Linked DNA regions of Homo sapiens: region 2 is linked to region 1. The links are chromatin contacts, found by Hi-C or POLR2A ChIA-PET in ENCODE. All regions are on one chromosome and are shown on one strand. Each heading gives the region's core, a stretch centred on a gene start or an enhancer-like site at or near the end of the contact. The rest is flanking DNA. Distances are from core to core; before and after follow the strand shown. Region 1 overlaps SYNE1 (spectrin repeat containing nuclear envelope protein 1). Region 2 holds the start of MYCT1 (MYC target 1).

The links. A loop is a pair of places that touch in the nucleus more often than their neighbours do. ChIA-PET counts read pairs that join two places held with the same protein, here RNA polymerase II (POLR2A). Pooled maps may share reads with other maps.
Region 2: a loop to region 1 is called in a pooled map, with 2.3 times the contacts of the local background. The contact joins the promoter of MYCT1 here to the enhancer-like site in region 1. A Hi-C loop is called at or near these places in 2 of 50 pooled maps. POLR2A ChIA-PET finds 5 or more read pairs at or near these places in 2 of 52 experiments (RWPE1 and activated T-cell).

What each region holds. Positions count from the first base shown.
Region 1 is chr6:152,597,225-152,602,978 of GRCh38, reverse strand. The region is part of intron 3 of SYNE1 (spectrin repeat containing nuclear envelope protein 1); the gene reads left to right. Among named protein-coding and RNA genes, the nearest start is that of SYNE1, 37 kb to the left of the region's middle. Within about 2 kb of position 3,675, at least 2 of the 41 ENCODE cell types and tissues checked have a DNase peak (open chromatin) inside an H3K27ac peak, as active enhancers do.
Region 2 is chr6:152,694,935-152,700,688 of GRCh38, reverse strand. It overlaps MYCT1 (MYC target 1), which reads right to left and starts at 2,792. Exons shown (of 2, transcript NM_025107.3): 1 at 2,591-2,792. The coding sequence starts at 2,786.

The DNA.
Region 1 (5,754 bases), core at 2,426-4,925:
TCATTTTATGGGTATGGCTTGTTTGTCTTTCCTTGAAATGCCACAAAAGGGGCACCTCTCCATTTAAGCCAGCTCTTACAGGAGAACTTCTCTTTCCTGCTGCCTCAGAAAGGCACACACACACCTTCATCAATTTTTGTTATGTCTCTCCCTCCTTTTCCTCTCCCTCTCCCTTTTTTCTTTCTTTTTTCCTTCTTTCTATGAATAGTAGCTACTTAAAACTCAACAGGTATGAATAAAAAGAGGAAGCAACTGTGGGTCTAGTTTCAGATCACAAGAAATCTGTATTTATACCCTACTTGTTCCAGAAAGGATTGAAAATAACAAAAACACATATAATCAGAGGCATTTTGTTTAAATGAAGAATTGAGTAACATGGGCCTGTGGAAAGTACTAATTAACATCACCTTCATTCTTCACTTTGTGCAGATGTACCTGTGTTACCTTGCTAGGATGGTCATATTAAAGTACCATAACTGGGTGGCTTGAACAATGGAAATGCATTGTCTCTTGGTTCTAGAAGCTAGAAGTCCAAAATCAAGATTTCAGTAGGGTGACTCCTTCTGAGGGTTGGGAGGGAAGGATCTGTTCCAAGCCTCTCTCCCTGGTTTGTAGATGGCTGTCTTCTTCCTATCTCTTCTTCATATTTTCTTCCTATGGGTATTTCTGTGTCCAAATTTCCCCTCTTTCTGAGGACACTAGTTATCGTAGATTAGGGCCCACCCTAATGAGCTTACTTGAACTTGAAAGACTTTTATCTCTAAATAAGGTCACATTCTGAAGTCCTGGAGGTTAGAACTTCAACAGATGAATTTGGTGGTGGCAGTGGGTGGAGGTGGCACAACTTAACCCATATCAATATCCAAGTCTTTCTCAAGCTGAGGGTTGAGGAAATTGGGATGGAGGCAGAGAGGAGAGTACAGAAGATGCATTAGGTAACTTATCTCCAAGCTCCTGACTTTGGCATCAAAGGAGCACAGGCACTGGATCAAAATGAGTGGAGACCCAGGGGCAAGACCATCCAGGACAAGCAGCATGTGGGTAGGCAAGATGAGAATGGCCAGGTGAACCCCGGGGATGAATTTCAAAGGCAGGTGTCACTTTTTACACACAGCCTACTTCTGAGTATATGGAATCAGTAATGAGTGGACATTCTCCTCACTCCTGTTTAGATGTTCTCATTTCATCTACTGCTGGGATCTCATCTTAGGAACCAGTCCTCTCAATGACACTTAACTTCCATTCAAACTGCAACTCCGGTTAGATTCCCAGAACTATTGCTAAGTCTAGTGATTCTGCAAGCGTTTCAATGATGGTTTGTCGTGTTTTCTGTGGGTGTTTAAGGGCTCCTCCTGCCTATGGCCTGAACTTCATTTTTACCCATACCTGTTCAGCAGGATAGCAGCCTGCCTGGGTTCTTTGTATATTGGAAAAGTTAGGCATCCACATTCTAATCCTGCTGCGAAGTTTCCTCACCTTGTGTAGGCGACACTGGGCTGTCTTGTATTTGCCTTTTTTGCCCTACCAGATATCTCGATGGCATTGCCAATTAAATGTCAACCTCAGCCTATTGTTCCTTCTTCTTTGGTTTGCCTAAAATATATTTATTAACCCATGGATTAGGTGAACCTCAATTTCTTCAATTAAATTAACCCTATGCCTAGCCAGGTCTACTATTGATCATGGCCTTGACAATGATCACATCATATATAAATCTTGTCTCCCAGTAATTATCAAATGCTTTGCTTCCTATTTTTAGGCATTTGACTTGACTCACTGTTGAACTCTACCAATGTTTCTGCTTTTGATTTGAATGGCTGCTCCCTAGCTTGGTGTAAACCATTTAGCATATATCCCATATCCATTTGAATGAGCAAAGCTTCCTCACTTCTCAGAGGGAGAAGTTTCTTTTGCTGTTTTGTTAGATTTGGAAAGTGATCTTCCCAGATTGTCTGATTTTAAGCTTGCAACTTTAAGACATTGTAAATACGTGGGAAGAATCACAGCATGTTTCCCATCTAGAAAAGATGAAACTGTTTGTTCAGACCTTCACTGGACATTTAGTTCTTTACTAAAATATCATTTTTACCGTAGTTTCATTTAAGTAAGAGTTTTTAATTTCACAGTGCATACATTCATATTCTGAATTACTGAAAAATTTTCTGACTGTATCTCTTTTATTCTTTATAAAATAAAGAGCCATCTAGAGGAAAACTTTCCTCCAGTGACCCCAATTCTTTCCCATCTCTTCGTTTCTCTGAACATCAAGGAAAATTTAGACCTGAAGCAAAGCCAAGAAGAAAGGGAAACATGAACATGAAAATTGGAGCTAAATGATTGTCATTAGTTAAGAGAGAAATACAGAAGTAGATTTTCAGCAGATCCATTTGTTTCTTTTTTGCATTATTTGCCAGCAAACAGATACTTCAACCCCAAGGGAAAAAAGTTACCATAGCTTCTACTCATCCGTAATCAGCCTTAAAATTCTGCACTTAAGTTTCTATGTAAGACAAAGGAGAAGATGCCAAAAAGAAAGGTTTCTGTTTGCTTTTTAAAAAAATAGGAACAATTTTAAAATTGTGAGCTTTTTAAAAAAAATTATCACCCTTTACCAGCCATTTGAGTAAAAAGTATTGTTTGGATTATACATTTTATACCCCAGTGTCTAAAAGAAAGCCATGCATAGGTGAGATCTGTTTGGACTCTCAGTTCCTTCTCACCTGGGTCATGGCAACTGTTCCTTAGCCTCTCGCCATCTGTTGTTTTGTTTCGTCACCTCTTCTGAGGTTTGTGCCGTATCAGAGCTATCCTCCTGTTAAACTGTTCGCCTTTGTTACATACTATATGTGAAGTCATAGGGCTTGTCAACTGCTACTGCATTTAATGGAGTCGTCAGTCCTGATGAGTATTACTGGACTTTGCTGGCTCTTGTTGGCACTAAAGGGGAGACATTTTATAGAATTTACTGAATCTCTTCAGGTCTCACATTATTTTTTGGTTCAACCCAAGTCGTACCTTTTACCTTCCAGGTAGTTCTTGTGTCTCCAGTTACCTCATCTTCTACATTTCACCTACCAGATATCATTTCATGTAGTTCATCTTCATCTATTGACTTGTAGCACCTTGTTAGAGTGTTTGTGTCTGACTTTCTATGCTATAGGATACGTATATGATTTCATAATGCCATTGCTTTTGTAGGATAAGTAAACAATAGAAGACATAGCAATGTAAAGAAAATAATACCCTTGAATACACTTGACTCAAATGAATCTGGCCAATGGATTTTAATTCTTACTATAGAAAGGCAGCAGAATTTTAGTTACATAATGAGCAGTTTTATAGTCAGTAGTTTGGGATTCTTACCAAAGGAATTGACCAAGCCTCTTTCAACTTTTCACAATTTATCCATGTTTATCTAAAAATTAGGCAAAAAACCCTGATGTATCTGGCTCTTGTAGACAGAGTGTCCACAGCACTAATTCCAAGCATTTATTGTTCTTTTGTCGTTATTCCTTTGGGAACCAAAGACATTTTTAGTTCTTTGATCTGATAGTGTCACCAATGTAGGACTGCTCAGCATGTCAAGGGCGGGAAGTGGGAGGAATTCTGGAAAGCCCTGTGGGTGTGTGATAACCTAATGCCATCAGATAAGTAGATCCAAATAGTACTGCACAAAGAGCATTCTTCCTCTGTATTCCAAGCACTTACTAGAGCAGCCTGCAGTGATGTTTTCCTTGGCAGGCTTGTGTAGTCATTATTAGCCAGTGGCTTGTCCATTTTAAAATTGGTGATCATTTGAGGACTCAAGGGGCTGGATTTAGTGTTTTTAATACATTCAGAACGATAATTTTTCTCTCCTGTGAATTTGTAGTATTGAAATTATTAAAGAAACAGTAAATTTCCTTGGACTGTGCTGTTTATTATCTCACGAGAAGGGTGAAAATTAAATCCAGATGTTTGTTCTCTATTTGATTACAGTATAAGACTCAGAAGAGGCCTCTGATCTATTAAGAAAGATAATAACATCACTTGAATTTGTTATTATTAGGCTTCTCTCTGTGACAAAGATGAACAGCAGCAAAACATCTGGATTAACATGGAAGCACAGCTAGATGAAAAATAACACTGTTAATTATATCATAAAATACTCTTCTTGGCTATTGTATTATCTGTCAGATAGATCACATATTGAATGTATATTTATATGTTACCTGCTTCTGTTTCTGCATACAAAGACCAGACTTACCCAGATTCAAGAATTTTGAATTCTTCAGATTCATCAACTGTGATGACTAATTGCCACATTGTCCCTTCTTGCACTCTACAAATGGCAGACTTTCTTTTAACTTTGCAAATGAAGAGGACACCACATTCCCATGATGCTATTTTGAAACTCTTGAAGCTGATTCATTATGGGAAGTATTGCTAAGAGACCATTGAGTTTATGAAAAACTGGCAAATGTGACTTAATTAAATTACTTAAAGAAGAATTGTTTTAATATTTTAATGTGTATATTCAGTTTCTGTATTAGTCAGTTTTCACACTGCTGATAAAGACATACCCTAGACAGGGCAATTTACAAAAGAAAGAGGTTTAACGGGCTCACAGTTCCACGTGGCTGGGGAGGCCTCACAATAATGGTGGAAGGTGGAAGACACGTCTCACATGGCAGCAGGCAAGATAAGAGAGCTTGTGCAGGGAAACTCCCCTTTATAAAACCATCAGATCTCGTGAGACTTGTTCACTATCATGAGAATAGCGCAGGAAAGGCCCGACCCCATGATTCAATTACCTCCCACCGGGTCCCTCCTACAACACATGGGAATCACGGGAGCTATAATTCAAGATTAGATTTGGGTGGGGACACAGCCAAACCATATCAGTTTCTGAATCTGTATATCTGAGCCTGAGCTTTTTTCTCCCTAAGGCCCAGGAAATATTTCCTTTTTCTTACCTCGTTTAAATGTAATAAGGGATGGTGCCTTCGTTACCACTTCATCAATGCAGTGATACTGATACTAAATTAGATGGAGCTCGTGGATCAATTCCTAGTCTTAGAAAAATGAAAATATGTATGTATTTATAAAAATCATCATGATATAAAAAGTAAATAATACTCACTACCATAGTTGCTATAGCGAAAGAAAAAGGGAGATTTTCTAGAGAAGAAAAACATCGCTTGACTATAATATATACTACATATTTAAGCATGTATTTTAGGGATTTTTCCTTATAAATATATTCATAATAGCTACAACAAAAGAAAGAATTCATTACAAGTAGCTGTTTCTTCAGTGGACATGCAGTCTATAATTGTATAATAGTCACATGGTCTCTGGAGTTTGTGCTCACTCATTCTGAACACAGCAGATATCTGGCTGCTGAATTAAATCCAATTCAACAGCCGTTTATCTTGTACTTGCCAAACTATAGGAGGCCAAGGCATGAGGATCACTTGAGGCCAAGAGTTCAAGACCAGCCTGGGGAACATAGTGAGATGCCATTTCCACAAAAAATAAAAATAAAAAAATTAATCAGACATGGTGGTGCACATCTGTAGTCCCAGCTACTCAGGAGGCTGAGGTGGTAGAAGGATCACTTGAACCCACAAGGTCGAGGCTGCAGTGAGCCCTGATCATGTCACTGCCCTCCAGCCTCGGAAACTAGAGTGAGACACTGTATCTAAGAAAAAAGAAAGTTTGAGGCAAACAGGAAAGTGCTTTAGGTAGTTTTAGTTACTGTAAGATGCACGT
Region 2 (5,754 bases), core at 1,543-4,042, 99 kb before region 1:
TTTCCTGCAGCTTTCATGGGAATGTTTATAGAGAAAGGAAGTGCGTTAAAGAAAGCAAAAATAGGGAGTGGAAGGTGATAGTCTGCATCTGTGTTGTCACTTTCAGGCTAACTTTGTTGCCAACCCTTGCACTTAAATGCTTGCACACCTTTAGGAAGTTTTAGTGGGTGATAGCTATGAAAATGCAAGCTATTGTTTTTGGTAATAACCCGATATTATTATGCCATCATTTAGCGCTCATTAAAGTAAACCAGAAAAGTTATATTGGGAAAACAACTTTTTCTGTACCTTAAAGTGTGCTACGTCTGAGCAATTTATATGGTTCAATGTACAAGTTTTCCTTTTCTAAGCTGTTTTTCTTTATTTTCCAAATTCAATGTGCCAAGCAGATGACTGATTTTGGAAGCAATAACAATGCATTACACTGCATTGTACAAGATTCTCAAAATAATATTTTTGAGGAGTCAGTGGTCAAAATAGACATCAATTTAGATACACAAAAGCAATGGAAATTTAAAAGATTGACATTTATATTTCAGGAAATGTATACATTTTATATGTTTATATTTTTATTCACATTTTATACTTCATATTTTTACCCCAGAGGCAATAATACAATCTTTTATATATTTTCCTAAAATCATCAAACATTATATCTGCTCTCCATGTTTCCATTGGCTTTGTTAATGTTTATCAATGTAACACTCCCCTTTCTGGTTTTCATTATTTTCATCTAATTTTCATTACAGTCACATAACAAGAGAAAGGAAAAACTAGTATTTGGCTTTGAAATAACAGGTTTTAATTCCCTCTTAAGCACAGATTTCCATATTAAAAATATCTAAATTTTTAGAATCAATAGGTGAACTCCAACTAAACATTCTCTTATTAATATCAAGTTTATTTTAATCTTTTAGTCAGTGAATAATGATTTGTTTTTTTAAGTAAACCTGAAATTTAATTTTGAATGGTTTGAAAAAAATAGATTGACTTCTACATATTAATTTTTGCAAAAACTACTTTACTTTTGAATAATTTATACAGAACACTTTTATAATGATGAATTTGATTTAGACAGACTCTAGCTCTTTTTCAGTGTGCATTTAGCACTTATTTTCTCTATAAGTGAGGACAGCAAATAATATTTTAACAAGCATATAATCAGACATCTACAATTCAAAGGCTTCTGTCTAGTGCTAGCTACCTAAAATAACCTATTACCAAAGCCTTTCTTTACAATGTACTAGAATAATCTTTTTTCTTCTTCTTAATTCTGTTACATAAATTTATTAGGAGCTCACCAATATCCTTCCTTTTCAGTCTTCCAGCAAACATAAATGTAGGTGAGAAAAAAAGAATGAGTTAATTCTTTTTTTTCTTATGCTGAATTTTAATATCTTTTAAAACCAATAAATATTTGTCCCCACATTTTTCATCTAAGAAAGTACATAGGTTAAAGGACTGGAGTGAATTCTTTTCATGCAAATTTCTGTGATGGTAGACATATAGATTGCTGGGAAAAGTCGGCCACTACTGCTCACTGTTTATGTGAAAGTTCCCAAAACCCCACCTTGAATCACAGCAGAAAGTCTGAATTGTACACTGAGAGGATTAAAAACTTGTTCTGGCCATATAAACAGATCTGTCCATATATACTATTTTCTTCATTAAAGTGTTTTTCTGAATTTAATTTAAATTGCCTCCTTTAATATAAAAATTTCCCTGAACCCAAGAGTACATGTCAACTCCCCATGTGAGCCCATCTTCTTTGTACCTCTAACCTGGAGCAACTGAGTTTTGACCTCAGCACAGTCCCATTGTCAACATCAGGGAACACTGGACTGTTAGCTGTGGCTGGACTCAGACAAAAAATTCTCCAAAAAATACTTTTGTATTGTTCTTTCCCCCCAACCCCTGTGATAGGATTCCATTGAATGTTACACGTGATGTTATTTCCACTTAATCTTTTCTACTATAGTTTTCTCAAATTTCATATTATTCCATGTTTTATTTGTTATACTCTAAAGTCATTCATTTATTTTACCTGTGTTATTGCACTTTAAATTCACTCATTTAAGTACAGATGTTATTAGGATTCACTTTGGAAATTAAAGCATATAACATTCACAACATAAGTGAAAATAGCCTCTATGGAAAATCTCAGTTTCATAAAATAAAATATATAATCTATAACCTTCAAACAAATGAAAGTTAATTTTTCCAACAAAATCTACATGCCATATTCTAAGCAGGAATTACCTCCACCTTATGTTTTTTATTTTTATCCTCACTATTTCCTAATTATATTTTGTAACACCAGCCAAAATCTGTACTTAATACCCAGATTCTTCTTGAATATCTTCATAGAACACTATAAAGACAAATAAATATATAAGTATATATTTATATCTATAAATATATTTCTGCTAATAAACGTATGAAATAGATTTCTGTTAATAAACATGAAAACTTTAAGTAATCACATTATAGTAAACAAAATGTCTCAGAGATTTTCACTGTTTTAATAATCACGCAGTGCATTTCTTACATCCTAATTTTAAATTTTAAACAGTAAAAGAAAATACCTTACCCCAAAAGTTTTCTGGCCATGGACTCCCTAAACTTGTTGTGTTATTAGCCATAATATCCACAAGAAATAGAAGAAAGAGAAGAAAAACAGAAAGAAAAACCAGTATGTCGAAAAAAAGCAGTTTGATTCTATCTCTTTGTAGTACAGCAAGAGAAAAATAATTTTTACACAACCCCTCATATACTTGTGTTCGCATAAAAGGAAATAAGTGTATCATGTTTCCTGCTTTTATACTCAAATTAGCAACTGTTTTTCTTATCTTGGAATTCCACATGGTTCCTGAGACACAAAACAATGTCCTTTTCATCATTTCCTCAGCTAAGTTCCTAAGTTCTCTCCTCTCAGCCACCTCCAAAACTGCTTTTAGGATAACAGGGTTGTGTGTGTGTGTGTGTGTTTGTGTGTGTGTGTGTGTGTGTTTCCTCATCCCCTACTGACATGGAAAGGAAGACTCCAAACTCTCAGCTACAGCACCTTGAATTAAATGTATACAGAATTGAGAAATAGACCACGTTCCAATGCTTGAAAATTAAATTTATATAGTAAATTGGGGGAAAGGACTATTCAAAACTCAGATACTTACTAAATTCTTTGTTGTTGTTGTTGTTGTTGTTTTTGAGACTTAGTCTCGCTCTGTCGCCCAGGCTGGAGTGCAGTGGTACGATCTCGGCTCACTGCAACCTGCCCCTCCCAGGTTCAAGCGATTCTCCTGCCTCAGCCTCCAGAGTAGCTGGGATTACAGGCGCGTGCCACCACACCCGGCTAATTTTTGTATTTTTACTAGAGATGGAGTTCCACCATGTTGGCCAGGCTGGTCATGAACTAGGCCTGACCTCAAGTGATCCACCTGCTTTGGCCTCCCAAAGTGCTGGGATTACAGCCATGCGCCACTGCGCTCGGCCACTATATTCTTAACATGTCTGTTTCTCTATTTGGTATACAAATTTTGAAAGTTATTTAATTCATTTCATAAATATCTAAGTGTAATTTATATAAAATTTGTGTTACTCTTTACTTAGTATTTAGTATGAAAAAACAGTTTCTACATTGAAGAAATATATTTAAAATCAAGGAGGGAAAACATAAATGCAAAATTTTTCATTACAAAGTTTGTTAAGTGCTATAACAAAGGGTACAACGATCTCAGGAATTTGTTTTTTATAGAGAAGTTTGAGAACTGATATAGGAAAGAGTTACATGAAACATTTTGAGAAACACAAGTTAGTTAACATTTCAAGAGTCTTTCCTCAAGCTTTGCTTGTTTAGACTGGATCCTCTGAGGACTTTGGAGGCACTGGAAATTGTGAATAACGTGTCAAACTGCACCTAGTAACTGCGCTAAACTGCATTCCATGATCTGGCTTCATCAATCTTTGAGTAACTCTAGCCTGAACTCTTGCATATATCTTGTATTAATCATATTCTAACTTATTAGTCATTAGAATATGACTTAGTGCAAAGTAGTATTCCTCTTTGTGAAGTCTGTAATATATTCCTGAGTAGTTCTAAGAAAACAACAAAAAAAGACAGTTATATTAATTTTTGCAGTCCTGCTTCTTCCAAAATGAGGTTGTTTCTGATCAGTCTCATTTTTTTGTGAATTTAAGTATAAATTTATTAGAAATTAAAATATAAATCATCTAAGAGAATTATAAAACGTCATAGAAAATTTAGAGAATTCACTGAGCAAATATAAAGACTCACCTCTATAATATTCTTGCTAAAGTTTATTTTCAAATAATCCAGTAAATAAAAGCTCCTACTATTACTTAACAGACAAAAAGGGCTTACATTTCAACAGTTGTCTTTACTTTTCAATATTGTTAACAAAGTTCATAAAAATAGAAAATTAAAAGAACATGTTATTTCTGAAGAAAATGTAATCTGGATGAAAGTATATTGAAATACTAATCACTTTACTGTTCTAAAAGCATCGAGTACGATTCTTAATTACTAAATGTATTTTTAAATACACATTTTGCATTATTAAAGGTTACCTGATTGCAATAAATCCTAATTTCAAAGGTGTATATAATTTCCTAAACACTGCATAGATTGCATTTTCCTTAAAATAAACCAAAATGAGTGGAATGGGTAACTGACATTGTCTCAACTGCCTTCTGTGCAGAAACAGAGCTCATTCCATTTCAGGGCTGGGATACAGGCTGACACTTCCTTTCATTGTTCTATGTTGAACTATGCAGATTTTCTCCCAATGGGTTTTCATTTTTGCAGATGGCCACAACCCAGTCAAAACTCTAAAGAAAATGTGTTTCTTAAATCAGTTTATGACCTAGGAATAGCTTGCTTGTGGACAGCACTGGCTCTTGTCTGTGTATGTAATTTGCTTGGTAAGGGTTCATACCTTTCCCTGGCATGGATCTATCTAAGTGAATGTTTATGTCTACGTGATTTTTGAGTCCCATGACTTGTCATGCCACAACAGGAACTTGATTTTTATCTTTACAAAACTGTTAGGTTTGCTTTTCTACTGCTCATTATTTCATAACCTGGGTCTTTAGGTCTGGGTTCTCCAGTGGTCATAAAGTACATTGAGAAGTTTGTTCTTGCCTCAGATATTCACATGACTTCCTCACTCTCCTCATTCACGTCTCTGGCCAGAAGTCACTCTTCAACAGGCACTCGCTAACCACCCTGTCTAAAGTGTTCCCACTTAAACCATGCTCTGTCTCCTGACCCTATGTTATTTATCATACCCTGACATTATGCTATATATGTGTCTTAGTCTGTTCCAGCTGCTATAACAAAATATCCTAAACTGGGTGGCTTTAAAACAACAGAAATTTATTTCTCAATTCTAGAGGCTGGGAAGTTTAAGATCAAGGGGTTGGCAGGTCAGTGTCTGTTGAGGGCTCGCTGTCTCGTTGACAGTCATCTTCTCGTTGTGATCCCACACTGTGCAAGGAGTGAAGGGTCACTTTCAGCCTCTTTTATAAGGACACTAATCCCATTCATGAGGGTTGGATAACCCAAATCACTCCCAAAGTTCCCACCTCTTCCTACCATCACCTTGGCGGGGAGGATTTCAACATATTAATTTTGGGGGAACGTAAGCATTCAGGGTACATAAAAATGCTTTGCTTTTTTGGTTGTGTTTTGTCTCTTCCACCAGCAATAAGTTTCATGAGGATAGGAGCTTTATT